Linked DNA regions of Homo sapiens: region 2 is linked to region 1. The links are chromatin loops, found by intact Hi-C in ENCODE. Cell type or tissue: mammary epithelial cell. All regions are shown on one strand. Each heading gives the region's core, and the rest is flanking DNA. Links, peaks and the distances in the headings are about the cores only.

Region 1 (15,902 bases), core at 5,118-13,117:
GGCTAGGGTAACACATTCAAATGAGGAATGTGTTGCCTCCAAAATCCAAATAGGCCCACTAGGCCTTGTGCTTCTTTCTTGGTTGTAGGAGGAGCCAAATGCTGCAACTTATCCTTTACCTTAAAAGGAATATCTCGACAGGAAGTTCCATCTTTTAATCCATATTTCAGCTAACCAAGCCAATAAATTATTAGAAAAATTTTTAACTCCTTGAACTGCAATATTAAATGCAGAATCAATATTTAGTGGGCCCAGATCAATAAATTCAGCCTGATCCAACTCTATGTTCATTCCACCATTATTTTATACCCTTAATATCCATTCCCATGCCTGTTCTCCAGATTTCTCCTTAAATAAATTAGAACACTTAAGCAGTTCTTTTTGAGTGTAGCGCACCTCCTCATGAGTCACACTCTGAACCTCACCTCTGAGGGCCTGCTAGGACTTTAGTCTAGTTATAGGTCTAGAAGCAAACAAAGGTGTTGGGGATGGCCCCTGAGGAGAATCAACATTATCTTGCCTCGCAACTGCCTCAGGGGAGGGCAACACTGTTGCCTCAGGCAGCACAGCGTTTATCGCCTTAGACAAAGGTGGAAAGGCTGATAGCAGCATGGGTCGGGGAGCGGATGTTGCCACAATTGGGGATGGGGAAGCTGTTTCTTCTGGCAAAAAAGGTTCATCAGAGTTTACAAGCTCAGTGCCCCCAGCTTCTTCAAGGTCCTCCCACACATCCCTATTCCCAGTTGCAGGGTCCCATTCCTTTCCAATCAATGCCCTCACTTTAACGGTTGATACCTGGGCAAGGCTGTGCATGCAACTTTCATTGTAGGTCAGCGGTCAGCCACTCATGTGATAAGAGCTTGTGTCTGATTTTCCACAATTTCTGCTTTCTATACAGGAGATAAGACTCTTGCTCAGGGCCACCTTAGCAGATTTGAGGCTCAGTATCTGCTTCTGAAACTGGGAGTTACAATCCCTGTGTTCATCATTTTCTTTCATCATTTTGTCTAGTGAACTTAGGAATAACCAGCCAACTTCATTATGTTCCTTGGTTCTCTACATAGAGTCAAAAGTATTATGTATAGAGTCATTAAACTCCTTGCCTGTCACCAGCTGTGAATCAGGAGTGTCAAATGCATTTATTTTGCATAACTCTAAACACAGTTTATTTTGCATAAACTCTAAACTCTGTGTTTATGCGTAGTATGTAGTATGTGTAGTATGTCCTCCATACTATTAGAAGTAGAGTCCTTAGCATTTTTGGGTCTAATCTTATTAAGCAGCCAACTCCAGAAACCCCCAAACCAACGAAAGAACTCCATCCTTAATATTCTGTTCCTCTAGAACCACTCCTGGTACCAAAACCTGTATTAGTCAGGGTTCTCTAGAGGAACAAAACTAACGGATATATATGGGAGTTTATTAAGATGTATTAACTCACATGATCACAAGGTCCCACAACAGGCCATCAGCAAGCCGAGGAGCAAGCAAGCCATTCCACAGTCCCAAACCTGAAGAACTTGAAGTCCGATGTTCAAGGGGAGGAAGCATCCAGTATGGGAGAAAGATGTAGGCTGGGAGGCTAAGCCAGTCTAGTCTTTTCATGTTCTTTTGCCTGCTTTTTATTCTGGCTGTGCTGGCAGCTAATTAGATTGTGCCCACCCAGATTAAGGGTGAGTCTGTCTTTCCCAGTCACCTGACTCAAATATTCATCTCCTTTGGCAACACCCTCACAGACACACTCAGGAACAATACTTTGCACCCTTCAGTCAAATCAAGTTGACACTCAGTATTAACCATCACACCTCCCCTAAATCATTCTATGAATCCAGTATCACCCTAATAGCAAAGCCAGGAAAGAACATAACAAAAAAAGAAAACTACAGACCAATATTCCTGATGAACATAGATGCAAAAACCTTGAGCAAGATACTAGCTAACTGAATCCATAGCACATCAAAAAGAATATGTCATGATCAAGTGGATTTTATACCAGGGATGCAGGGATGCTTTAACATACACAGGTCAATGAATATGATACAACACATAAACATAATTAAAAACAAAAACCATATGATCATCTCAATAGATGCAGAAATAGCATTTGATAAAATCCAGCATCGCTTTATAATAAAAGCCTTTAACAAAATAGGCATATAAGGGACATACCTCAAAGTAATAAAAGCCATATATGACAAACCCACCACCAACACCATACTGAATGGGGATAAGTTGAAAGCATTCCCTCGAGAACTGGAAAAAGATGAGGATGCCCACTTTCACCACTTCCATTCAACATAGTACTGGAAGTCCTGGCCAGAGCAATCAGACAAGAGAAAGAAATAAAGGGCATTCAAATCGGTAAAGAAGAAGTCAAACTGTCACTGTTTGCTGATGATATGATCGTATATCTAGAAAAACCTAAATGCTGATGATATGATCGTATATCTAGAAAACCCTAAAGACTCATCCAAGAAGCTCCCAGATCCAATAAATGAATTCAGTAAAGTCTCAGGATACAAAATCAATGTACACAAATCAGTAGCACTGCTATACAACAACAATGGCTAAGCTGAGCATCAAATTATAACTCAATTCCTTTACAACAGCTGCAAAAAAATAAAATACTTAGAAGAAGTCTACTTAACCAAGGAGGTGAAAGATCTATACAAGGAACACTACAAAACACTGCTGAAAGAAATCATAGATGACACAAACAAATGGAAACACATGCCATGTTCATGGATGGATAGAATCAATATTGCGACAACTGCATACTGCCCAAAGGAATCTGCAGGTTCCATGCAATTCAAAATACCATCATCATTCTTCACAGAATTATGAAAAAAAATCCTAAAATTCATATGGAACAAAAAAAGTCCACATAGCCACAGCAATATTAAGCAAAAAACAAAACAACAACAAAACACATTTGGAGGCATCACATTACCCCACTTCAAATTACACTACAAGGCAATAGTTACCAAAAAAGCGTGGTACTGGTATACAAATAGGCACATAGACCAATGGAACAGAATAGAGAACCCAGAAATAAAGCCAAATACTCGCAGTCAACTGATCTTTCACAAAGCATACAAAAACATAAATTAGAGAAAGAACACACTATTCAATAAATGGTGCCGGGAAAAGTGGCAAGCCACATGTAGAAGAGAAACTGGATCCTCATTTCTCACCTTATACAAAAATAAACTCAAGATGGATCAAAGACTTAAACCTAAGACCTGAAAACATAAAAATTCTAGAAGATAACATCAGAAAAATTCTTCTAAACATTGGTTTAGGTAAAGAATTCATGACTTAGAACGCAAAGGCAAATGCAACTGATACGGTTTGGCTGTGTCCCCACCCAAATTTCATCTTGAATTGTAGCTCCCACAATTCCTAGGTGGGAGGAACCTGATGGGAGGTGATTGGATTATGGGGGTGGGTCTTTCCCCTGCTGTTCTAATGATAGTGAATAAGTCTCATGAGATCTGATGGGTTTATAAAGAGGAGCTCCTTTGCACAAGTTCTCTCTCACCTGCTGCCATATAAGAAGTCCTGTTGTTCTTCATCTTTTGCCATGACTGTGAGGCCTCACCAGGTATGTGGAACTGTGAGTCCATTAAACCTTTTTTTCTTTATAAATTACCCAGTCTTAGATATGTCTTTATTAGCAGTGTGAGAACAGACTAATATACAACAAAACAAAAATAAATTAATGGGACCTAATTAAACCAAAAAGCTTCTGCATGGCAAAAGAAATAATCAGCAGAGTAAACAGACCACCCACAGGGTGGGAGAAAATATTTGCAAACTGTGCATCCAACAAAAGACTTACATACAGAATCTACAAGGAACTCAAACAAATCAGCAAGAAAAAAAACAAATAATCCCATCAAAAAGTGGGCAAAGGATATAAATAGACAATTCTCAAAAGAAGATATACAAACGGCCAACGAACATATGAAAAAATGCTCAACATCATTAATTATCAGGGAAACGCAAATTAAAATCACAGTGAGATACCACCTTACTCCTGCAAGAATGGCCATAATTCAAAAGTCAAAAATTAATAGATGTTGGTGTGGATGTGGTGAAAAGGGAATGCTTCTACCCTGCTGGTGGGAATGTAAACTAGTACAACCACTGTGGAAAAACAGTATGGAAATTCCTTAAAGAACTAAAAGTAGAACTACCATTGGATGCAGCAATCCTACTGCTGGATGTCTAACCAAAGGAAAATAAGTAATTAAATGAAAAAGACAGATGCACATGCATATTTATAGCAGCACAATTTGCAATTGCGAAGATATGGAACCAACCTCAGTGCCCATCAACAAACAAGTGAAAGAAGAAAATGTGGCATATATACCCCATGGAATACTACTCAGCCATAAAAAAGAATAAAATAATGTCTTTTATAGCAACTTGGATGAAGCTGGAGTCTATTATTCTAGGTGAAGTAACTCAGGAATGGAAAACCAAATATCCTGTGTTCTCACTTGTAAGTTATAAGTGGTAGCTAAGCTATGGGGGTGCAAAGTTATAAGATTGATATAATGGACTTCGGGGACTCAGCAGGGAAGTTTGGAGAAGGTGAGGAATAAAAGACTACATATGGGGTACAGTGTACCCTGCTCAGGTGATGAGTGCTCCAAAATCTCAGAAAGCACCACTAAAGAATTTATCTATGTATCCAAAAACCACCTATATCCCCAAAACTACTGAAATAAAAATTAAGTAGAAATTTGTGGTGTTTCTATACACTAAAAGTGAATTATCTGAAAAAAAATAAAGAAAATGATCACACTTACAGTAGTATCAAAAAAGTAAAATGCTTGGAAATAAATTTAACCAAGGAGGTGAAATATCTGTATGCTGAAATCTGTAAGGCATTGATGAAATAAATTGAAGAAGACACAAATAAATGGAAAGATGTCCTATGTTTATGGAGTCGAAGAATTACTATTCTTAAAATGTCCATACTACCCAAAGTGATCTACAGATTCAATATAATTCCCATCAGCAAGTTGGAAACTCCACTTCATACTGGTATAGCCAAGGACACAGTACTCCTTCAGCTCCCTGTGGGAGGGCTGTTATCCTAAGGAGCAGAATGTCAGCTTTTTTCCACCCTGTCTTGTGCTCCTTACGCTATAATGCTGGAAGTTGATCTCCTAATCTTTCATTTTATGTCTTTCATTCTGTGGCCTGTGTTTTCTATGTGCATTCCTTCTGGAAATTTTTAGTATATTCTGTTCTTGATATTTCAGAGATTATTTTAAATATATCTTCATATATTTTAACTCTTTCATTAAAAAAATAGATCCATTGTATTGATAAAATTATCATATTTCACTCCCTTACTACCCTTTCCTTTCCTCTGTTGCTTGGTCTTTGCTGATTATATCATATTATTATTCTTAGCTTATCCAGTGTTTATTTTTAATTCTAACTGTATTTAATGCACTAATTGGTTTATAAATATCTGTTTTTAAAAGCTAATTTAATGTCTATGCTTACATTACCTTGTAAATTATTTCCTTCTTAACCTTTGATATGGTCTGGCTGTGTCCCCCCCCATATCTCATCTTGAATTATAGCTCCCATAATTCCCATGTGTTGTGGGAGGGACCCGGTGGGAGATATTGAATAATGGGGGCAGTTTCCCCCATACTGTTCTCATGGTAGTGAATAAGCCTCAAGAGAGCAGATGGTTTTTTAAAACAAGAGGTTTCCCCTTTTGCTTGGCTCTCTCATTCTCTCTTGTCTGTAGTCATGTAAGACCTTCCACTATGATTGTGAGGCTTCCCCAGCCATGTGGAATTGTAAGTCCACTAAACCTCTTTTTTAAAATAAATTACCCAGTCTCAGGTATGTGTTTATCAACAGCGTGAAAATGGACTAATACAACCTTCCAAGTTCGTTTTATAATTTCTAAATTATTGTATTTCATAATATTTACAGTTACAACCATAACTTGTAGAGTTGTTTTAATCTCAGCCTTACAATTAAATCGACTTTATGCTCACTGTCAATCTGTTTGCTGGTTTCCTCATTCATCTATCTGTTGGCTAAAATTCATTTGGTCATTTCTTCAAGAAGCTTTTATGGGAACTGTATTTTCCTTTATATTAGAACTACAGTTTAATTGGATATAAAATTCTTGGGCAATACTTTTTTTTCAGCTAAACCTGAAGATTTCATAGACACTGGTGTCTTTTAACATTGAATGGTTCTTAGAGAAACCTGAAACCACACTGATTCTTTTTTCTCATTTAAGTTGATAGGTTTGAATGGATGCACAATAGCTTTTTCTTTTCATTATCTATGAGATCCCAAAATTTTGTAGGACATGTCTTAATATTAATTGTTCTGAAAATCTCTGTATACACTGTTTTGTCTACTCAATCTAAGACTTACCCTGTCAGGTCCTTTTACATCTTTGGGAAATTTTCTTGAATGATACCTTTCAAATTCTTTTTTGTTACATTTGTTTTGTTCTCTTTTGAAGAACATTAACTATGCATAGGTTTAATCTCATAAGACCTCCATTCTTATTTCCAATCTATTGCTATTATTTTTTCCTAATTCCTCTCCTTCTTTCTGTAATCTTTTTAAAATTAGCATGTAATAGTTTTACATGCTTATGGGGGTACAGTGTGATATTTTGATACATACATACAATGTATAATGACCAAATCAGGGTAATTAGTATATAAATCACCTTAAAATTTATCATTTCTTTGTATTGGGAACATTCAAAATCTGCTCTTCTAGCTATTTGAAAATATAGAATAAGTTATTATTAACCATAGCCGCCCTGCAGTGCTAAAGGACACTAGAAAGAATTCCTCCTACCTAGCTGTAATTTTACATCTGTTAACCAGCCTTTGGCTATCTCTTCCTCCCCACTACCCTTCTCAGTTTCTAGTTAACACTATTATATTCTCTACTTCCATGAGATCAACTTATTTCACTTCCACATATGAGTGGGAACATGTGGTATTTATCTTTCTTTGCCAGACTTATTTTATTTAATATAATGTCCTCCAGACTCACCCATATTGCCACAGGATTTCATTCTTTTTCGAGGCTGAATAGTAATACATTGCGTATATATGCCACATTTTCTTTATTCGTTAATCTGTTGATAAACACTTTGGTTTATTTCATACCTTGGCCATTTTGAAAAGTGTTGAAATAAACGTGGGGGTGCAGATATCCCCTTGACATACTGATTTCCTTCCCTTTGAACATACACCCAGTCGTGGGATTGCTGGATCCTATAGTAGTACCATTTTTAGATTTTTAGATCTTTGAGGTACCTCCATACTGCTTTCCATAATGGCTATACTAATTTCATTCCCACAAACAGCACACAGGTTCCCTTTCTTCCAGCATATCCTCTCCACATCCTCTCCAGCAGATTTTGAATGTTCTCATCCATAAATGGTTGAGGTGATAGGTATGCTAATTACCCTGATTCAATCATTACACATTGTATACATGTATCAAAATATCACACTATATCACATAAATATGTAAATGTACTGTGTCAATTTAAAAAATCATAAAAGCAAAAAAATAAGAAAAAATCAAGAAACCCATCTCATTTACAATAGTCACACAAAAAATATAAACTTAGGAATAAATATAAACATGGATGTCAAAGATCTGTACAATGAAAATTATAAATATAATAAAAAATTAAAATGGACACAAAAAAGTGGAACAACATTCATGTTTATGGATTGAATTAATATCGTGAAAATTACCATAGTGCTCAAAGTTAACTACAGATTCAATAAAATCTCCATCAAAATACTAGTGACATTCTTCACAAAATAGAAAGAAAAATTCTAAAATTTGTATGAAACCACCAAAGATCTCGAATAACCAAAGCAATCCTGAGCGGGGGGAGGGGGTGGGGAAAGAACAAACCCGGAGAAATTACACTACCTGACCTCAAAATATCTACAAACCTATAGTAACCAAAGCAGCATTGTACTGGCACAAAGATAGACACATAGGCCAATGAGACAGAATAGAGAACCCAGAAATAATTCCACACACTTAGACCTAACTGATTTCTGACATTGGAGAAAGGAAAATTTCTTCTGTAATCTTTTAAACTTTGTTCATTTATATTTCATTTTGCTTTTTTTGTTTCTGATCCTGCTTTTTTGTCTCTTACTGAGTGTATTAGTTTCCTAGGGCTGCCACAACAAACTACCACAAACTGGGTGGCTTAAAACAACAGAAATTTATTGTCTTACCGTTCTGGAGGCTAGAAGTATAATTTTAACATGTAAGTAAGTTTGGTTCATTCTGAACTGTGTGAGGGAGAATGTGTTCTGTGCCTCTCTTCTAGCTTTTGGTGATTTGCTGATGCTCTTTGGCGTACCTTGGTTGTAGATGCGTCATCCCAACCTCTGCCTTCATGTTTGCATGGTATTCTCTTTGTATGCATGTCTATTCTCTTCATATGGCGTTCTCGTTTTAAGGATACTAGTTATATTGAGTTAGCGAACCACTGTACTCAAGTGTCACCCCATCTTTTTAAAAAAAATTTTTATTTTTTGAGACAGACTTTCCTGTTGTTGCCCAGGCTGGAGTGCAGTGGCATGATCTCGGCTCACTGCGACCTCCGCCTCCGTAGTCATACTTTACACTCCCACAGATAGACCCTACAACATCTACTCGTTGGTCTAAATTAGGTTATGTTGCTTCTTGCTTGCTGAGTGTGCTCCTGACTGTGGAGAATTCCTCCCTCTACTGGTTTATCCTGAGAATTGCAACAATTTCTCTGTATATCACGCCTATCAGGGTCCCAGGCAAAAATTCTTTTAACCCGGTGGAGTAAATTTCCCAAATTCCTCATGACTGTGTGAACACATGAAGATATAATAAAATGGGGTTCGTCACTCTATCTTATACATCACATTACCATACTGCAATGGTTCTGAAACTTTTATTCACGTACTAACATCTCTAAAATAAGACTACATCTTCTAATCAATGGAATCATACAATTGTTATCAGTATTGTGATATAGTTGTTATTATAAATCTAATACAAAATTAAAGTGGACACAAAAAAGTGGAACAACATTCACGTTTATGGATTGAAAGAATTAATATCGTGAAAATTACCATAGTGCTCAAAGTTAACTACAGATTCAATAAAATCTCTATCAAAATACTAGTGACATTCTTCACAAAATAGAAAGAACAATTCTAAAATTTGTGTGAAACCACCAAAGATCTCGAATAACCAAAGCTCCTGTGCATGCAGGAGCTTCCTCATAGCTGTTCATATTGTTACCACTTCAAAAGAATTATGCTCATTGTTGATGCTCTATGCATTAAATTTAATTGACATGTGCAATGTACCCAAATTGAATACACTGATTAATCACTGAAACAAAATGTTATTAAGTACACAGAAAGGTATGAAAATAGTGTCTCAGGGCATAAATTTTATATCAGTAATGCACATACTCATTGTTTTAAGGACAACTGCATTTCCATATTTTCTTACAAAGCAACAACCAAATGCTTTATAGGACCTAAGAAAGAATGGTATGCATGAGTAGGTGACTTTCTATTATGATGTTCTATTGTTAAGATCTATGCAAAACGATTGCCTATCACTGACTAAGCAGTACAACTGGAGGCAGAAGAAATTGCAAAATACTCCAGGATAGATTAAAGAATTTCGAGCCAGAGAGAGGCTATGTGACCCATTCAGGTTGGGTAGAAATATCATTAAGGCATCACATATCAATTTGTTAGAAGCTTCCTGTTGTCACATTTGATGGCAAAATTTTACTGTACTAGACAGCTAAAGAGCATCCATCCATCATAAATCTCCTTCTCTCTGTCTCTTTTTTTTCTCTCTCTCATTTGAGATGTAAGCTCTTTCTCTTTTTTTCCCCCAGTCTAAGGCATACTCTTTATTTTTCTTATCTGGGTCATGGCTCTTTCTCTTGAGCACACATATCTTATAAGCTCTAACTGCCGAACTATCTTTTCTTTCCTGAAAATCTCCCTCTGGGTTCAAATAGCTTTTCTTTGGCTATCTGCCCTTTCCTTAGTTTTCCACATGTTATTGTTAACATATGGTGTAATTATAGGTGATTAATACTAAAATGAGAAGTAATAAACTATAAACAAGCAGAAAAATATTAGAATTTCACTCACCCATTTCCACGTATTGCCAAGGATTTTGGCATCATCTGAAGGCAGAATAAAAACTAGAATGCTTATCTGCATGTAGATTTCCCTTTTGTATTTTCAAACTTTTTAAGTAAGTGTTCCAGAATATCCCTGTCAGTTGCCGTATCTCTTACTGTGTGCTTCTGGCTCTTATGAAGGCTTATATCACACTTCACCTCACGGAAAAGTTAACTATATTGGGGGATCTGCAGGAGGAGATAATCATCTTGGCCCCAGAAAAGCTGGAATGAGTCTCTGAGATTTTATGTCAATGTAAATCCAGGCCAAAATGAAATACTTTGAGATGAACTTAAAATCTTTCATTGACCTTTATGTGGAGGCTCTTATCTTTATCATAATACATTTTCTATATTAATATAATCTAGCTTTTTGGGGTCTTTTCTGACTTCTCTAGGATTCTAAAGGCATTCTACATACTACAGGAGAGTTCTGAGTGTTTTCAAGGTTACTAAAGTTTCCCACCGCTCACTAGAATTCTATTTTCTGAGTATTTTTTACCCATTTCCATCCATGCGAAGTTTCTCTTCTGAGCCTGGCATTATTTTCTTTTATTCCACTCAAGTCTTCACAAAACACATCTGCCTTTTGACTCTTGCTATCTGGGCTGTCAGCCGAAACCCACAATAGTGTGGAGCCTGTGAAAGATGGCTCAGCCTTTTGTGTTGTATGCATCCATTCAAAAGGACTCTATAGGCAGAGTTAAGCAGACATACAAAATCTCCCTGCTTCTCACCCATTAATTTCAGTCACTTTCATAGTACAGAGAAAACCCTTTCATATTTTAGAAGTTGAATTTGCATAAATGTGCATAACACTGATGTTGCTGCCCTTTCCCTTCAACTATTTTCTGTTCCAGTAATTCATCACCACCTGCCCTTGCATCCTGAAGATTTATGTTTTGAAAATCACATGAGAGTAGTTATATGGCTCATTATTCTCAGGGAAACATGCTTTCAGTGTATGATGGCTCTTTGCTCCTTATCTCTGGGCGCAGAAAAATCTTGCCTATTTGTAGGGCTCTGTGCCATGCTCCGTCTCCTTCTGCACATCGTTGTCTATTTTTCTTTCTTTTATTAAATTAATAAACAAAAATTTATAACCACATTTAAATGCACATAAGAGAGAGCTCTCTGTAGATGAACATTCTACATATGTGTAACAAAAAAGAAATAGAAAGTAAATGAGAATGTTTCTGAAGTTTATTTTCCCATGAAGCATAGACTAGGTAAAAAATTTATGTCTTACTGAACTTTCTAAAATTACCTAAACTTCTTATTTATCAAAGCACACTATCTCAGCTACTGAATTGCATCCCAAAATAAACTAATGACATGAAATTGTTAAGTCTTCCCGACCCTAATGGAAGGTGCCAGTTGACAAGACATATTGTGATGACTATAGCACCAATAAAATAAGTTCAACAAAATACAGCTAACTATAAAAACACGTGAGAGGTTTAATTTTTTAAGTTTTAAAATATTTGTTATTCTCAATATATACATCTATAGCATAGCAAAGAGACAAAATAGGATAAAATGAGAAAAAATATCAACCCAGTAAAACACTCAGCAAAATAACTATACTAAAAACAAACAACGCACAATGGGAATTGGGGCTGTCATATCCCATAAAGTAGTTCCAAGGCTCAATAAATGTCAAAGTGAAAAATCTGTCATTGAGGAGATTAGACGAGAGCAGGAAGAGGTAGATTGGTCTCATAGAAAGAAATAGAAACACTTTTTAAAGAACTAAGGACTAAAACCTTACACCAGAGCAACAATAAATTTACTCCAATGGCATAAATGGGTTTTTACAAGGTAAGGTATGACTCATAGCAAAAATGTTGCTTTCATGATGGCATTTTTTAATAAAAAGAGAGAAAAAGAAAAAATAAATTAAGGATTTTCTCAATAGTTTGGCAATCATTGGCTCTCCATTCAATTTTGAGAGTAAAGTATTACAAAGCTGATTGGGTGTTTTCTGTGCATGAGAGAGGCTTGTTGATGTGTGAGTTTCAGAAAAGAGGGGTGGGGATTGGGCTGTTTCTTTGGAAGACACCCTAAATATTAATATGCTTAAGTCTTATTACACTAGTCAGTTTCATAGAGAGGAACCTTCCAATATCTTGCCTGTCATGGAGAGAGGCTATGGCAGCAGAGGTAGAAGCTTGGATTTCAGATTTCTGGGAGCCAAAAGGGGCCTCATCACTTAGTATTCTGACTTCGTTTAGCTCTTGTGTTTTTGGCATGGCACTCCAACTCTTAGCTAAACCTGAGACTTCGATTTCTGCAAAGAGTTATAACTTCTCTAGTTTTTTTATCCCAGTGTGGGAGGAATGGTCTTGTGAGTGTACTGTGAGGATGGGGGTGGCTGTTTGTTTTACTGACTTTTGGCAAATTCTTCTATTTCCAGTGCTGACTTGTACCCATAACTTTAGTCTTCTTCAATAAACTCCCCTTGATTTTTTTTTTTTTTTTTGCTTCCCTGTGTCATCCCTAAAAACCAATACTTCTTCCCCTCGCACTACCACCAATACCAGGTATTTGAGTTTCGGTTTTCTTTAATCTCTTCAGTAATTTAAGACTCATCTATTCTCAATTCATCTTCTAAATATTATAGACCTTTACAATCTACTGTGACTGACTTCGTTTCTTCTTTTTTAAAAACATTGAGTTGTACTTTTTCATTCCTTTGTTGTCAGTTTTATAGGAGTTGGGAAGGGAGTAGAAGTAAACATATTTAACAAGAAGTTCCTAACAGTTTAATAAGACACAGATGTATGTTTTATGAAGACATTTGCAAAGGGGGTTCTCATGATAAATGAGGTTCACATCTTAGGAAGTAGGTGACAGGTCTCACTCACAACAGTAACAGTGAATTTTATTCATAGGATGGTTCAACAAAGCTATGGTAATTCATAAGAACTCACAGATGAAACTCCATAACAACCTACAGTATGCGTAAGTTTGTGGGGTTGTCACTTGATGCTGAGACATACGAGGGGCATGACAGGTATGGACCTTGCCATAGGCTTGACGCTCCTTGTATACAAACTTTATGGAACTCTAATTTCACCTCTTTCCCCAACTATTCCCTCTTTGAGCTTTAGTTTGAGCTTTATAGAACCCTAATTGCACCTCTTTCCCCAACTGTACACCTCTTTCCCCTGATTGTGGCCTCTTTGAGCTTTAGTTCATTATTTGTAAAATAAAGATAATTTTACCTACTTCATGGTGTAGATATAAGGATTTAGTGAGATAATGCATGCAAAAATATTTAGCTCACTGGAGCTCAGTCAATGATAAAGTTAAATATCCAGAAGTTCCTGGATTAAAGTCAAGACCTGGAATACATCAGTTAGCTTGTTTCTGCTTCTATATCACATTTTTTTGGGACAGTTTATTCCATCTGTAAGCAGCTCTGATGACTGGAAATCTCATCTTTATGTCAAGCTTATTTTATTATCTCATTCATCCTTTAAATGGCTAAGGTCAGCAGTGGACAGGATGGAGCCCAGCCCTGCCATTATGGAACATACAGTCAATGTTATGACTTTTTATTTTTCTCCTGAATCTTTCTATCTGATCATTTTCCTCTTGTCTTAAGAATATGTTTTAGAATTTTCTTTAGCATGGGTCTGCTAATAGTGAAATCTATTTTTATTTGCCTGGAAATGTTCCAAATTGTCTTGATTTTTTAAGAATTTTTTGAGAATAAGAATATTATAAGAATATTTTTACTGCCTGGATTGGCAGTTCTTTTCTTCCGGCAAGTTGAAAATATCACATAACTGTTTTATGTCCTCGTTGCTGTTGTTGAAAAGTCAATTGTTAGTCTAAACCTTGCTCTTTTGGGAAACTCTGTCCTTTTTTCTCTGACTACTTTTGAGGTGTTCGCTTTACCTTTAGGTTTTCTTTAACTCCACTATGTTCAGTTGCAAATTTCTTTTTATTTATTTTTCTAGCACCAGAGGCACATCTCTGGTCTCAGGCACCAGGCTGCCACATACAGACACAGACTCCAGGCCTGGCTGACTCCAGCCTGATTCCAGGCTGGTCCCTGCAGCTGCATCCTCCATATTGGCCCTTATTGCCTCATGTTCCAGCAGACCCAGGGTCCAGATCCATACCTGAAGACCCAGAACACAGACCTATCTTCATTTGCTCAGGCTCCAGATCTTCCCCAGTCCCAAGCTAGCGCCTATGGACTCAGGCTCTAGGCCCATCCCAGTGGACTCAGGCTCCAGGCCTGTCCCAGTGAACACAGCTATCAGGCCCATCCTAGTACCAGGCTGGCCACTGCAGACTTAGACTCAAGGCCCACCCCAGCACCTGGTAAGCCCCTGTGAACTTAGGTGCCAGGCATCCACCTGCTGACCAAACCTCCCCAAAGACTCCAGCAGCAAGCCTCCCCACAGACCACACCAGATAGCCTGCCCCTGCCCAAAATCTCTACATGGGCTGACTGAGGAAAGCTTTCCCAGACAAAACCAATCTGCAAATATTAGAATAAGTCTCTACTTTTTCAAATGTGCAGATATCAGTGTAAGGCAATAAGAAACATGAAAAATCAATGAGATATAACATCACCAAAAGAACACTATAATTTCCAATAGCTGACCCCAAGAAAATGGAGATACAAAAAGTGCCTGATAAGGAATTTAAAATAAGAGAGAAACAATTTAATTAAGTCAGGAAAACAATAAATGACCAAAATTATAAATGTAACAGAGAGATTGAAATTATTTTTAAAAAACAACAAACAAATTATGGAGCTGAAAAACACAATAAATAAAAATTTTTTAAATGTAACAGAGAGCATTAACAACAGAATTGATAAAGCAGAAGAAAAAAATCTGTGAAGTTAAAGACAGGTTATTTGAAAATATACAATCCGAGAAAAAAATAAAAAAGAATGAAAGGGAATGAAGAAATCTTACGGGATTTGTGGGATAGCATCAAAACGGCAAATGTTTGAGATATAGGAGTTTAAGAAGGAGAAGAAAGGGACAAAGAGATAGAAAGTTTACTTAAAGAAATAATAGCAGAAAACTTTCCAAATTGGGGCAAATGTAAATATCCAAGAAGAGGAAAGTCAAAAGCCTCAAATGAAATCCAATCCAAACAGGACTATCCTAAGACATATAACCAAACTGAAAATTCAAAGACAAAGATAGGCTCCTGAAAGCAACAAGAGAATATAAGCAAATCACATGTAAGCAGAGCTTTAATAAGGCTGATAGCAGACTTCAGCAGAAATTTGACAGGCAAGGAAAAAGTAGCTTCACACAGTCAAAGTGCTAAAGGAAAAATATTGCAGACTGAGAATATTGTACCCAACAAATCTGTCCTTCAGGAATGAAGGAGAAATGACTAAGAAGAGCTGAAAGAGTTCATCATCACCAGAAGTCTTATAAGAAATCTTAAAGGGACTCCTCTAAGCTGAAAGAAAGAGGCACCAATTAATAACATGAAAACATATGAAAGTATAAAACTCACTGTCAAAAGTAAGTACATAATCAAATTTAGAAAACTCTAATACTGAAATTATGGTGTGTAAGTCACTTATTTCTTTAGTAGAAAGCTTAAAAACAAAACTATTAATAACAACCACAATAATTTGTTAAGGGATGCACAATATAAAAAAGTATAAATTATA
Region 2 (15,902 bases), core at 5,033-13,032, 250 kb before region 1:
GTTGCAATTGCTTTTGGTGTTTTCATCATGAAATCTTTGCCCATGCCTATGTCCTGAATGATACTGCCTAGGTTTTCTTCTAGGGTTTTTATGGTTTTGGGTTTTACATTTAAGTCTTTAATCCATCTTGAGTTATTTTTTGTATAAGGTGTAAGGAAGGGGTCCAGTTTCAATTCTCTGCATATGGCTAGCCAGTTTTCCCAGCACCATTTATTAGATAGGGAATCCTTTCTCCATTGCTTGTTTTTGTCAAGTTTGTCAAAGATCAGATAGTTTTAGATGTGTAGTGTTATTTCTGAGGTCCCTGTTCTGTTCCATTGGTCTATGTGTTTGTTTTGCTACCAGTACCATGCTGTTTTGGTTACCGTAGCCTTGTAGTATAGTATGAAGTCAGGTAGCATGATGCCTCCAGCCTTGTAGTATAGTTTGAAGTCAGGTAGCATGATGCCTCCAGCCCTTAGCTATACGGGCTCTTTTTTGGTTCCATATGAAATTTAAAGTATTTTTTTCTAATTCTGTGAAGAATGTCAATGGTAGTTTGATGGGAATAGAAACGAATCTATAAATTACTTTGGGCAGTATGACCATTTTCACAATATTGATTCTTCCTACCCATGAGGATGGGATGTTTTTCCATTTGTTTGTGTCCTCTCATTTCCTTGAGCAGTGGTTTGTAGTTCTCCTTGAAGAGATCTTTTATGTCCCTTGTTAACTCTATTCCTGGGTATTTGATTCTCTTTGTAGCAATTGTGAATGGGAGTTCACTCATGATTTGGCTCTCTGCTTGTCTGTTGTTGGTGTATAGGAACATTTGTGATTTTTGCACATTGATTTTGTATCCTGGGACTTTGCTGAAGTTGCTTGTCAGCTTAAGCAGTTTTTGGGCTGAGATGTTGGGGTTTTCTAAATATACAATCATGTCATCTGCGAACAGAGACAATTTGACTTCCTCTTTTCCTGCTTGAATACCCTTTATTTCTTTCTCTTGCCTGATTGCCCTGGCCAGAACTTTCAATACTATGTTGAATAGGAGTGGTGAGAGAGGGCATCCTTGTCTTGTGCCGGTTTTCAAAGGGAATGTTTCCAGTTTTTGCCCATTCAGTATGATATTAGCTGTGGGTGTGTCATAAATAGCTCTTATTATTTTGAGATATGTTCCGTCAATACCTAGTTTATTGAGAGTTTTTAAGCATGAAGCGGTGTTGAATTTTATCAAAGGCCTTTTCTGCATCTATTGAGATAATCATGAGTTTTTGTCACTGGTTCCGTTTATGTGATGGATTATGCTTTTATTGATTTGCATATGTTGAACCAGCCTTGCATCCCAGAGATGAAGCTGACTTGATAATGATGGATAAGCTTTTTGATGTGCTGGTGAATTCACTACAAACTCTATTTGTTAAGCATTATGAAACACCAGACACTTTGCCAGGAATAAGGCTTAAAAAGGTGAATGACATTGAATTGCCCTTGAAAAGCTCAGAATTTAGTGAAAAAGAGAAACATGCTATAATTTAATTACAATTTGGTGAGGTAGGAACTTTAATAAGCATATGCTCTAATACGGTTTGGCTGTGTCCCCACGCAAATCTCAACTTGAATTGTATCTCCCATAATTTCCATATGTTGGGAGGGACCCAGGGGGAGGTAATTGAATCATAGGGGCCTGTCTTTCCCATGCTTTTCTTGTGATAGTGAATGAGTCTCATGAGATCTGATGAGTTTATCAGGGGTTTCTGCTTTTGCTTCTTCCTCATTTTCTTTTGCTGCCACCATATATGAAGTGGTACCAGTGAATCTCCTGCCATGATTGTGAGGCCTCCCCAGCCATGTAGAACTGTAAGTCCAATTAAACTTCTTTTTCTTCCCAGTCTTGGGTATGTTTTTTATAAGCAGTGTGAAAACAAACAAATACAATAAACTGGTACCAGTAGAGTGGGGCATTGCTGAAAAGATACCTGAAAATGTGGAAGCGACTTTGGAACTGGGTAACAGGTAGAGATTGGAATAGTTTGGGAGGGCTCAGAAGAAGACAGAAAAATGTGGGAAAGTTTGGAACTTCCTAGAGACTTGTTGAATGGTTTTGCCCAAAATGTTGATAGCAATATGGACAATAAAATCCAGGCTAAGGTGGTCTCAGATGGAGATGAGGAACTTGTTGGGAACTGGAGCAAAGGTGACTCTTGTTATGTTTTAGCAAAGAGATTGGTGGCATTTTGCCCCTGCCCTAGAGATTTGTGGAACTTTGAACTTGAAAGAGCTGATTTAGGGTATCTGGCAGAAGAAATTTCTAAGCAGCAAAGTAATCAAGAGGTGACTTGGATGCTGTTAAAGGCATTCAGTTTTATAAGGGAAGCAGAGCATAAAAGTTTGGAAAATTTGTAGTCTGACTATGCGATAGAAAAGAAAAACTCATTTTCTGGGGAGAAATTCAAGCTGGCTGCAGAAGTTTGCATAAGTAGCAGGGAGCCTAATGTTAATCCCCAAGACCATGGGGAAAATGTCTCCAGGTCATGTCAGAGACCTTCATGGCAGCCCCTCCGATCACAGGCCCAGAGGCCCAGAAGGAAAAAGTGTTTTTGTGGATCTGGCCCAGGGTCCCTGTGCTGTGTGTAGCCTAGGGACTTGGTGCCCTGTGTCCCAGCCACTCCAGCTGTGGCTGAAAGGGGCCAATGTACAGCTTGGGCTGTGACTTCAGAGGATGCAAGCCCCAAGCCTTGGCAGCTTCCACATGGTGTTGAGCCTGCAGGTGCACAGAAGTCAAGAATTGAGATTTGGGAACCTTTGCCTAGATTTAGGAAGACGTATGGAAGTACCTGGATGCCCAGTCAAAAGTTTGCTGCAGGGGTGGGGCCCTCATGGAGAAACTCTGCTAGGGCAGTGTGGAAGGGAAATGTGGGGTTGGAGCCCCCACACAGAGTTCCTACTGGGACACTGCCTAGTGGAGCTGTGAGAAGAGGGCCACCATCCTCCAGACCCCAGAATAGCAGATGCACCAACAGCTTGCACCATGTACCTGGAAAAGGCTGTAGACACTCAACACCAGCCTGTGAAAGTAGCTGGGAGGGAGGCTGTACCCTGCAAAGCCACAGGCATGGAGCTGCCCAAGACCATGGGAACCTACCTCTTGCATCACTGTGACCTCGATGTGAGACCTGGAGTCAAAGGAGATCATTCTGGAACTTTAAAATTTGACTGCCCATTGGATTTCAGACTTGCATGAGCCCTGTATTGTTTTGGCCAATTTCTCCCGTTTGGAATGGCTGTATTTACCCAATATCTGTACCCCCATTGTGTCTAGGCAGTAACTAGCTTGCTTTTGATTTTACAGGATCATAGGTGGAAGGGACTTGTCTTGCCTCAGATGAGACTTCGGACTGTGGGTTAATGGGTTAATGATGAAATGAGTTAAGACTTTGGGGGACTGTTGGAAATGCATGATTGGTTTTGAAATGTGAGAACATGAGATCTGTAGGGCCCAGGGGCTGAATGATATGGTTTGGCTGTTTCCCTACCCAAACCTCAATTTGATTTGTATCTCCCATAATTCCCACGTGTTGTGGGAGGAACCCAGGGGGAGGTAATTGAATCATGGGGGCCAGTGTTTCCCATGCTGTTCTCATGATAGTGAATAAGTCTCATGAGATCTGATGGTTTTATCAGGGGTTTCTGCTTTTGCTTCTTCCTCATTTTCTTTTGCCGCTGCCAAGTAAGAAGTGTCTTTCACCTCCCCCCATGATCCTGAGGTCTCCTAGCCATGTGGAGCTGTAAGTCCAATTAAACTTCTTTTTCTTCCCAGTCTCAGTTATGTCTTTATCAGAAGTGTGAAAATGGACTAATACATGCTCCGAGGCTGAGAGTTAAAGTGTCAGATGTCTGATTCCTTCTAAATCTGAAAACAGGAAGCTTAACAGTTGGTACATAGTAGATGCTCAATTAATGCTTAATAAATGATTGATAAATATCACTAAACAGGTGTATAGATCACAGCTCTCTTAGTCACCCCAATGCATTCCCATTAGAGAAATTCACTGCTAAGGGGTTGTTCCTTAGGAGAATAGACTGTACACCTCACTCTACCATTTCTAGTGGGTGGATCAAAGGCTATTAATTCCAAAGAAAGATGGGGCCAAGACTTCTTTTTTGTTTGTTTGTTTGGTATTTTGTGAGACGGAGTCTCATTCTGTCACCAGGCTGGAGTGCAGTAGCGCAATCTCGGCTCACTGCAACCTCTGCCTCCTGGGTTCCAGTGATTCTCCTGTTTCAGTTTCCCGAGTAGTGGGACTACAGGCGTGCACCACCACGCCTGGCTAATTTTTGTATTTTTTAGTAGAGATGGGGTTTCACTATATTGGCCAGGCTAGTCTTGAACTCCTGACTTTGTGATCTGCCCACCTTGGCCTCCCAAATTGCTGGGATTACAGGCGTGAGCCACTGCACCAGCCTAAGACTTCTTATAAGAGTTCTTTTAGGCAAAAGCTCAGCAGAGGGCAGGGTAGGAACAATACACAATCACCTTGACTGAGTCTAACAAGATGCTATGGCAAGAAAGCACAGGAATTGTCAGAAATCTTTTCTGAAGGCATCCAAGCCTCAGTGGGATGTTATGAAAGACTGCTTCTCAGAAGATAGTCCTGACACCTAAGTGGGTGACTGAGCTAGAACCAGCTACTCACTTGCTGAGAATTATTGACCTCTCTTGTGAAATGTCAATATTGACTGACTGCACTCTGAGCTGTGCTGTTAAAGGCGTTCAGTTTTACAAGGGAAGCAGAGCATAAGGTCTGATGTCTCTTCCAGATCTGATGACCTAAGATTTGTTTATAGGATCAGGAAAAAAACCCATTAAAATACATCTCTTAATTCTTAGAGTATTATTGAAATTGTGTACAACTTGGAGAGAAGCAATGGCAAAACTTCTGAAATTCACCTGGCACATTCCCTGTTTCCTTCCATGTGGCTGCTAACCCTTTTAAGTTGTGAAGACAGAGGATCCAGGTGGACCAACCAGGGATGCAAAAGGGAGGAGGTGGTTTTAACTCCTGTGTGCAAGGATTTAATTCCTCACGTATCCTCTCTTCCTATTCAAGCTAATTCCAGGTCATCAGTGTACTCTAAGTATTCTAATCAGATTCATTAAATTTTTTTTCCTGGAATCACTGATGGTGGGCAGCACTATTGAGCTTTATTCAGGGTGTGGGACTGAGGTCTCTCCATGAGGCCATTCACTTTTGATAAGGAAACTGGCCTCACTATAGGAGTTCAGTAAAGGCCCAGCTTGCTGGCTCACTGATTAATTGAAGGGCGGGGGTGTGGGGCTTGCTGTGCACAACTAAAGTTCACTTGGATGCCCCCCTCACTGCCCAAAGCAATGCTTGGCCTACAGGAAGCTGAGCCTGCTGCTGCCTTCCTCCCGGCTCCTGGCTCCCTCGGGATCTGAACACTCAGGGTCATGCTGTTGCTGCCCAAGCAGGAAAATCCTGTTTCTGAAAATCCCAAACAACAAACAGCTCCCCTACAGAGCTCATGGGGGAGTAGTCAGAACCTCCAGACTGAGCATGTCACAAGGAAGGACTGCTTTGCTGAAGCCACTCACTCCGGGAGATTTATAATTGGAAGTTTGGCCCAGGGAGATAATCAGCCAAGAGCGCGCACGCACACACACACACACACACACACACACACACACACACACACTCTGAAGAAACCCAGTGGAGATTCAGCACTAACCCACCACACACACACACACACACACACACACACACACACACACTCTCTGAAGAAACCCAGTGGAGATTCAGCACTAACCCAGCACAGGTGAGTGAGAAATTACAACCTGTCAGCCAATGAGCCATGGTGATTCCCTCTGAAGAGGGTTTCCCAGCTATCATTCCCTTTCATCCCCACTGTAAGTTAGGCCCTCGTGCATGTTGCCTGGACTGTGGCTGGAGTCTCCTAACTGTCTTGTCTTCTCTGGGTTTTCTGGCCCCAGGTCTCTCCCTGTCTATCTACCCTGCATCCCTGCTGCTGTTGGAAGAGTCCCCTAAAAGACCTTCTCCACAGCACTGCTTAGCTCCTGGTACTCCCTTATCCCTCCTTTCGGCCCATCCTCTGCCACTGGCTTCCAAGTTCGCATTTGGCCTGCTCCCTACCTCAGTCCTGGGCAGTGAGGCAGGAAGCTGCCTTTCTCCTCCAGATGAGTCTGTGCTCTGCCTCTCTCCTTTGCGTCTCCAAATTCACACTGAGCATGAACATCTCTGACCTCACCTTTTCAAACCAAATGAAAGGGCTGCATAAGGACAACTTAGTTTATTTTGGAAGGCTGTTACACTTTGACCTCCATTTAAAAAACAAACAAAAAAATCTAAAAACCCCAAAACGTTGAGGGACTGTTCCCAAGCCCCAGCATCTTTGCCCCATCCTCAAGCCTTCCAGGACCCTCTCTCCATTCTTGGGATTGCAGCTCCTAACGTAGTTCTCCTCTTCAGCTCAAGGACAATTCTAACTGTCTTCTTGCCTGGTATGGCTTAATGAGCCTCAAGCTCACTTAGCATCATCTGGATTTAATTTCCTCTCTTGCCGTGAGCAACCTTGGCTCATCTTTCTGCCTCTCTTCTCCTCTCCTCTTTTTCCTGTCTCCCCCTCCCTTTGCTTACATGCCCTTCTTCCCCCTTTCTCTCCTCTCTCTATCTCTACCTCTCTAATGTCCACAAGTGCCTCACAACTGCCCCATTCAACCCCCACCTGAGTATCACCAGCTCTTCTGGTCCAGCTCACCTGTAAAATCTCTATTCCATCCAGAGAGGCCACCATCTCCTGTTCTAAGGGTCACATAGCTCAGATACAGACAAACAAGGTCAGGACAACCACCCTCCTGCCTTGGAAAATCACCAATTACCCTCCATTATTATATTTCTTGTGAAGCTACATTTACATTTTATCATATCCACATAACAAGAGAGAGAGTTTTAAAAAGGAGAGTGGTCAAATGTATGTCAAGAGACATAGAAACACTTAGAATAATGTAGACAGAACAGATAGCTGGAGTTATTAGAAGGTTATTGGAGACCATCAAAAAGGAATCAAGATGGTTTAGGATATATTCTATTATTCTAACTCAGGATTGGTAAATTATGGCCCATAGGCCAAAGCTGGCCTGCTGCCTATTTTTTTATATGGCTTCTGAGTGAAGAACAATTTTTACATTTTTAAATGATTGAAAAAAATAAAAAGAAGACTATTTCACAAGTAAAAATTCTATGAAATTCAAATTTCAGTGTCCATAAGTTAAGATATCCTGGAACACAGTCACACTATTTGTTTACATATTGTCTATGGCTGCTTTTGTGCTATAACACAGAGTTGAATAGTGTGACAAATATCATATTGTGCATACAAATTATTGTGGTGGGTCCTCGATATGATAACAAGTATTCTTGTAAGCGATAGAAGAGGAGAAGAGACATACAGAGGACAAGGCCATGTCACAACAAGTGGAGACTGGAATTATGCAGCCACAAGCCAAGGAACCTCTGGAACCACCAGAAGCTGGAAATGGCAGGTAAGAATTTACCCAAGAGGCCGGGCGCGGTGGCTCATGCCTGTAATCCCAGCACTTTGGGAGGCCAGGGCGGGCGGATCACAAGGTCAGGAGACCGAGACCATCCTTACCAAAAATACAAAAAAAAAAAAAAAAAAATTAGCCGGGCATGGTGGCAGGCCCCTGTGGTCCCAGCTACTCAGGAGGCTGAGGCAGGAGAATGGTGTGAACCTGGGAGGCAGAGCTTGCAGTGAGTGGAGATCATGCCACTGCCCTCCAGCCTGGGTAACAGAGCGAGACTCCGTCTCAAAAAAAAAAAAAAAAAAAGAAAGAATTCTACCCAAGAGTGTCTGGAGGCAGCACAGCCCTTCCAACACCTCGATTTTGGACTTCTGGTCTACATAACAGTGAGAAAATAATTTTCTTTTGTTTCAAGCCACCCAGTTTGTGGTAATTTGTTATAGCAGCCCTAGGAAATGAATATACTGGTCTTTCATACAAAGTTTACCAACCCCTGTTTCAATCTGTCTTTCTACATTGGATTTGGGTATGCTCATTAGTGTCTAGTTTTCTTCTAAATGAAGTAAAGAGATAGTGAAATGTAGGGATACACTGCATTTCCATTAAAATGACTAAGAGAATGAGAAAGAATGCTCAGCACTATGAAGCTGACAGCTCTTCTCCTCCCATGATGGAGATGGGAGTCGGGGCTGGGTGCTCCATCCATTTCTCCAAAGGACTCATGTCTCCCATGCATTCCAGCTGCTGACCTGGATCAATGGTTTTCAGAAACAGAGGCTAGAAGGGATTATCTCATCAGCTTGTATTCAGGTCTGTGGTAGTGGCAGGGCAGGGGTTGGGGGATTGATAAGGAGGAGGATGAAGAAGGAAAGGCACCACCGTGGAGCAAACTGGTAACTGAGACTTGGAGGAAAGCTAGACCCTTCTCCTCCAAGTCTAAACAAATTCCCTTTCCTTTCATTTTCCTTACTACCATCTGCCCACTGTAGTCCTCCTCACCCACCTATGGAAGCAAGGCTTACCCAGTGACTTTGGGTAGGTACTCAAGCTTCTCTTTCCTACTCTCCCAAAAGAGAGGACTCAGGTCCTGACAAACAAGCATCATAACGACCTACGAAGACAGGATTTGACATAGGAAAATCAGAGCTTGCATTGTTAAGAGTTAAGAAGGGGGATTGTACCCACCTTGTTCCTCCACCTGTTCACAAACAATGTGTCAAAGAAGGGGCAGGTAAGTGGCCAGGCAGCCCTGAAATAGCCTGGGGCCAGGACTGTGACAAATACTCACTGGGAACATCCCCCACCTAAGGGTTGAAGTCAGGAAGAGGAGTGCCCTGTCCTTACACTAGATGGAACTGTTCCTCTATAAAAAAGAAGAAGAAATAAAACCTGATACATGTATTAATCTTATTCAGGGAGATGTGGGTTTTAAGCAATTCAAATATTTCATTCTGTTCTTTCAGTTCTGCCTACTGGCCATTATCAGGAAGATGTGGGAAATAGACTGAAAGAAAATCTTCTGATTATTGAAAGAGAATTTACAGCAGCAAAACAATTTGCAGTGTTTCTACCTAGAGACAGGGAAGTAAGAGAATCTGAGTCCAAGTCCCCACCAAAAAGAGCTTTAGTTTAGAGCCTGTTTCTCAAGAAACTTGCATATGCACACATGAGTTTGGGAAATTCTCATTATTACCTCATAGGTTAGGTCTAAACCTTATTTTAAGACTGAGAAATGGAAACCTAGCTGTGTGAAGAATGCATCAAAGATCATAGAGATGGTTAAGGGCAAAGAGAATACAAGACTCCAACTATGACCCAACTGGGTCCTCCAACACTTTTTACTATCTTTGGATCTGATTCACTTCGGGTAAATGTCTCCTGAGATCTTCCTATGGACGAAGATCGAGCATTTATCGGAAAAGCATTACTCTAGGCAACTATGTAATCAGTAGAATTTTAATTTGACCAAGTGGACATGGAGAGATTTCCACAGCTTATTAACTTTCCCTTGCTCTCTGCCTTTTTCCCAGGCAGAAAATGCATATTATGTATTCCCAGTGTCTGGCTTAATAAGAGGGATTATTATAAAAGGCAGCAATAGGACATCTATTTTCTAAAATATCAAAAAATATGTATTTATTTTGATAAACAGCAAAAATTAAAATGGTCCTGGGGGAAGAGTGCTCTATCGCAGGCCTCAGGCAAAGTTCTAACCTTAGAATCTGTTAGTAGTTAGCAGCAGGGTTAAAAGTTGTTTTTATCAGCTCTGGGTGATTGCCATATATTTTCATCAATTAATTTTTGTTGAAATGCCTGCTGAATATGTGATGTTGCATAGGGAGACAGCTGAATGTTTGCAACATAATCTAATTTGGCAGCTGGGACCTGAAAGCTGAGTATTCCTCAAATCAATATGCCCAGCATCGCAAAGGAAGCAGAACTGAAAAGAGAGGAATGGGTGGTTGGGTGAGATGCTTGCAATGTGGTGATTTAGCTGGAGTTGGGCCTCTGTTCCGAACTCAAACGGTCCCATGTCCCAGGCCTGGCTCTGCCACCAACCAGCTGTGCAGCTTCCAGCAAGTTATCTCAACCTCGAGCATCTGCTTCTTCATCTGTAAATGGAGCTAGTAATTGTACCAACTTTGGAAGACTGTTGTGTTAAGTGCTTTAGAAGTATTATCTCATTTAATTCTTACTACAACCACTACCTGGTAAAATAATTTTTTATTGGTACCTTTTTTTTTTAATGTTTTAGAGAGATAAACAATGTAGCTAATTTTGTAGGAAAGGCCAAAGTAGCTAATTTTGTAGGGGACCTGATTTTTAGTCCAGCTTGGCTGGCAACTAATTTTAGGTCTGTAAAGGTTCAGAAAGTATATCCTGAACACAAGCCCTCCTCAGTTACGTTATTTAAAGTGTTAAATACTCAAGCCAACCGAAACACAAACCAAAGTAAAGAATTTAGATAAGAAAGACATGTGAAAAGGAGGCTACTGGTAAGTACAGAACTCAGTTAAATGTAAATAATTATGAATTAATTGTATTATCTTTTTATTTAAAAATCTAATAAATTCTGATTTTTCTCTCCCCAACTTCCTGTGATATAACTAAGAAAAAACAAAGAGAAACTAGTTTCTGTAAAACTGGAAACTCCGAGAATTCCTCAGTGATATGCCAGGAAACAGGAAGAATTTCCACTAGCCAAAGTTCTGAGGAAGTTACAGGCAGGAAAAAAGATAAGGGTTACCATCTTTTTTTAGTCAATAAAGCTATGCCCACTCTAGGTACTTTCCTTAGAAACATGGAGTCTTCCCAGCAGAGAAAGGAAAGCTAGCCCCAATTTGACTTCTAGAATAATAGAGCCATTTTGACCACACTTTCCCTAATATTAGTTACTGTTTTCTTGCACTGGCTTGAGGCTACAATTACCCATAAAATGTTGTGTGACTAGGAGTGCTTATACCTAGAGGGTCTGGGTGGCAGTTAAAAAGAGCTGAGTCTGACAGAGTCGTAGTGCATTCTGGGAGTTATATTGAATCCTGGAGAAACTATTTACCGAGCATTTACTACATGTCAATAGAGGTACCATTCGCTGGATCAGGCACATAAAGAATTGGGAAGAAGGTCTGACTCTACAGGAATCAATACCACTCATGAAAAGATAGGCAGTGGGACTGGATATCTCCCCATGGCAATATATTCACACTACATACAAGACTTTAAGACAGCAAAAGATGGGCTGGAAAGTAAGAATATCAAACAACACTTGTTCATAAGAGAAGTGAACCAGCAGAGAAAAGAGAAAAGAATTGTACCAGCAGTTATGTGGATAGCCAGGGGAACAAAATTAAAAACATACATTGGGAGTTTTGGGAGTTTACAGGAAAATCTCTCCTGAGCAGACCTTTGCACATTAAAGAATGAGTAAATAGAAAAAAAAATGAAATTGATGACAATGAATTATGAGTACGTATTATAAAAGGAGGGGAACATAATGCTCAAAAGGCAGAAAAAAACAGTTTTGAAAGAAGATTTATAACAAATAAATCTTTGTTTGATTTATTTGTTATGCAAATAAATCCAAAATAAATTAGAAAATATGGTAGTTTTGGACTTTAAAAGCTATTCATAACATGGACACTGTGGAACAGTTCTGACTGGAAATCAAAGGAATAGAAGCTGAAATAAAAAGGAACTTGCTGGGGACAAAAAGGCAGGAATAAAGAATGATTGAGATGAGAAACAATTCTGAAAGAGTTAAAAATGCAGTTACAAAATCGGATTCAGCATCAGAACAGGTAAATTGCAAAAAAGCAAATTAGAAATGAAAGAACCAGCTTTAGAAGTTGCTCCACAATGAAAAGGAAAAGAACAATAAGATAAAAAATAATGGGGAAATAGGGATTCCTGGACAGGAGAACTAACCAATTTGAACAGAAGTAATGATTTAAGACATAACCGAAAAAAAAGTTCCTTAATGAATAAAAGTTGGGATCTGCTTACACTAAGCAAAATCAATATACGTGAGAGAGGGGATACATATCCAGAGATATTCTGATATATTTTCTTATTTCAATGGTAAGGAAAGAATTCTACCAGCCATCCAAGAAGGTAAACATTTTGCCTATAAAGGAAAAATATCAGGCTGGGCTCTAATCTTCTATTATAATGCCAGAAAATAACAGAGCCACATTTACAAAATTATGACATGAGAAATCTTATAGAGTGATAATTGTCTACCTAAGTTGTGCTAAGGTAACAGAAAGAACTTCTCATGAATATAAGAGATCAGGAAGTATATTCACAATACCATTCCTGGAAAAATAAACAAAAACCAAACCCCCCAAAACAAACAAAAACCACACTACTCAAAGACATTAGGGATAAACGGTTGAGAAGAATATTAAAAAAGGAAAGCTGTTTACTAAAAGAATTATGGCAAATCTTGCAAACATTTAAATTGAAAATTAAAGCTTAATAATAGTTATAATATCATTATGAGGCTTATTACAAATGTCAAAAATAGCTCTTTAAAGAGAAAATATACAGCATAATATTTAATAGTAAGAATATGAGTTAACATTCCATAAAAAACTGGGACAGTGAGAGAAAAGAAAAGGGAATTAGAAATACATACTAAAATGTTAATCTTTCACAGAGGTACAATCAATACAGTTTTATTTTTGGCATTGATAGGAAGAAAAGAATAGTTTCAAGTAAGTTATTTTTAATGTAAACTACCAGGAAAATAACAACAGAATGCGCAACTTTCAAGTCATGAGACAAAACAAAGTCAAAGAAAATAGTCCATATAGTAAAGGAGGTATAAAAATGAAAACAGTAGAGAGAACAACAAATCACCTAAAATAGAAGCAGAAGTAGACAAAGCATAGTCACTATTACATGAAACATTAATGGTTAAAACACTTTTATGAAACGAAAATGACTCTAAAAGGTCAGAAGCATGTGAAAAACCATATGGACTTCCTAAAAAAACTATTACTCAGGAAAAGTTACAAACTAAAAGATGGAAAACTTGTGTACAAATATGGCTTATGGATATTGAGCTATATCTTCTCATCAGTTCTGTGGAGAGAAACAGATGGGCAATATTGAGTCTAGGTCAGTGAATGTATCAGGTAATCACTAATCCAGAGGGAATATTAGATGAATTTGTCAAAATTGAAGGAGGAGACCAATTGAGATGCTAACAAGTATTGACTCTTCCAAAAAAAAAAAAAAAAAAAAGAAGTGAGTCTGTGTTGGGGGGAGGGGAAATGTTGGAAACCTTCCAATTAATATCACTCAGGAGCGTATTGAAAATCCATTTGCAGAATGGAAGCCAAAGAATGTTCTGAAAGTGCATTTTAGAATAAAATGTTATTGCTCTGTGACACTTACAAATTCAAAAGAATACAGCCATCCAATTAAAAGTTTACATAATCAGATTTATGAAGGTCAAAGGCATCCTAAAGTATTGCATGCTTTCATTACCCCACCTAAATATTTCTTTAAGCAAAATGGCAGAATCTTTAAAAAATGTGTTAGAGGCACACAGTGTTTTGTTCCCTAACTAATTCTAGCCAATGGCCAATGGTTCTGGATCTCCAAATAGTACTGGAAGAGTGCCAGTGCCTTCATATGAAAGTTTACAATATTTAGTTCTTCTATTTTAGGAAAGAGAACCTTGGGACTAGAATAAAACATGCCAGTGAAAACTGAGAAGCTCCAGCTAGAAGTGAAAAATGTATCAAAGGAAATAGATCTATTTGAGTTCTGTTTTATCTCAGACATACTTAATTATATTTCATGACTTTCTTGGTTAGGAACACAGTTCCCTGTAATTGAAGGTCAATATGATGATATTTTTAGCAATTTTTTGTGCAGTATTTTTTGTCTGAGAGACACTCAAGATTCCACTTTTTTCTGCTTAAAATCTTTTTGCACATTAATTGTATATTACCATTTCATTGAAAGATAGATGACTCAAAAATTTTGTTGATGTTTCAAGGTTGTTAAAATTCCATGCTAGAATCCCAGTTACAATCTGCTATACTTGAGTATGAAGAACTATGCATTTATCATGCGTGGAAGAGACTACTGGGCCTACCTCATATTTTCCCTGTCCTGGTCCCATAAGAGATTATACTTCCCAGTCCGTTTGCAACTAGGCAAGGCTGTATGAATAAGTCTAACCAACAAAATGTGAGTGAAAGTGATGTGTGCCACTTCCTGGCTAAGGCAGTTAAGAGCTGACATGACACTTCCACTTCCCTCTTACCCAGTCATGGCAAACTTGGAAGTCATGTGTTGAAATGACAGTGTCACAGAATGGAGGGAGATTTGATCCCTGAGTCAGCAGATGGTGGAGAGTCCCCATTGATTCACAGGAGACTTTGGGAGAGCAAGCACCAAAGTGCTGTGCTAACTAGAGAAGTCAGGGTTTGTCTATGGCAACTTTTATCAATTTTTTTACCCTTACATAAGCTTTTTTGTGCTTTCCTTTTGGGCTCAAGTTCTTTAGGACCTAAGAATATTTATTTGCCTTGAATGAAAATGTGAATCAGTTCACAGCAGTACAAACTCACAGAGTACAAACTCTAAAATAAAGGCATTTACATAAGTCTTAATAATAAGTTTTGTGTTTCATAGGCATATATTCTATTAAATGCAATTCTAAATGGATTGCTTGGCAGGGCAAAGGTAAATGTTGCCAGATTTCTTATAATTTTTAAAGTACCTCTTTATCAGATAAATGAGAAAAAAGTTGAAATAGAAACAGTGAACTCTGAACTTCTTCCCTAATGACTTATTCTACAAAGTTGGTGCACAGGTGTGTTAAAAATATGATATTCAACGTTGTTTTCATTAGAAGTATTTTATGACTTATTTTGAAGAAAATAATCAATTCAATATAAAAATGTAGATGTCTTAGTAGTAAGGGAAGAGAGCAAGGGAGAGAGAGAGTGATTTGTATCCCAATATTGCATTATTACTCTTCATGGATTTAGTCATTTGATTCAATGAAATTTAAAATGAATCATTTAAGTTTCTTCATGTTAGTTAACCAGTCTATATTTTGCACAAAATGATTCTTCTATTTCTTTGGAGTATTTCATGAAGTGATATAAAATTATCACCCTTGTCTTGAAAAAAAAAATCTCCTAAAAAAGTAAACAAATGGAGGTACAAAAACAATCAAGCAAATACAAACTAAGAAAGCAGGAGTGGGCCGGGTGCAGTGGTTCACAACTGTAATCCCAGCACTTTGGGAGGCCGAGGCGGATGGTTCACGAGGTCAGGAGATCAAGACCATCCTGCCTAACATGGTGAAACCCCGTCTCTACTAAAAATACAAAATATTAGCCAGGCGTGGTGGCGGGCACCTGTGATCCCAGCTACTCGGGAGGCTGAGGCAGGAGAATGGCGTGAACCCAGGAGGCAGAGCTTGCAGTGAGCTGAGATCATGCCACTGCACTTCAGCCTGGGTGACAGAGCAAGACTCCATCTTAAAAAAAAAAAAAAGAAAAAGCAGGAATGACAATATTTATATTGTACAAAATAAAAATAATAGAAAAATAATTATGACTAAATGAATTATCTTGTAAGAATTAAAGACATTATCTAAAAAGGTATAACAATAATGAAAATTGAACGCAGTACGTGAAATAGATAATTTTCTGGCAAAATACAAATGACCCAGTCCAACTGAAGCATAAACTGATAATCTAAAAAGGACAATAGTCTTGGAAGAAAATGAAAAATAATCTGTTGAATTACTTTGGGCTCAGGCAGTTTGAAAGGTAAACTTAAAAAAAAAATTATGTGATAACTATTCCTG

What was found. Peaks named below come from ENCODE experiments on the same cell type or tissue, not always from the same donor. Only the 100,000 strongest peaks of a DNase experiment are listed, where the experiment ranks them.
Region 2: a loop joins it to region 1, with 12 times the contacts of the local background. A loop is called at or near these places in 12 of 110 quality-filtered maps.

Annotation. Positions count from the first base shown.
Region 1 is chr2:75,395,366-75,411,267 of GRCh38, forward strand. No RefSeq gene overlaps it. Among named protein-coding and RNA genes, the nearest start is that of EVA1A-AS, 120 kb to the right of the region's middle. RefSeq lists an enhancer at 8,631-8,690. In mammary epithelial cell, for the core only: a CTCF peak has its summit at 8,779 (motif pointing left); no DNase peak of the experiment used is centred there; H3K27me3 peaks cover 586 bases.
Region 2 is chr2:75,148,755-75,164,656 of GRCh38, forward strand. All of the region lies in intron 1 of TACR1 (tachykinin receptor 1), which reads right to left. It overlaps TACR1-AS1 (TACR1 antisense RNA 1), which reads left to right and starts at 5,564. Exons shown (of 4, transcript NR_168010.1): 1 at 5,564-5,817; 2 at 7,450-7,561. In mammary epithelial cell, for the core only: a CTCF peak has its summit at 8,884 (motif pointing right); no DNase peak of the experiment used is centred there.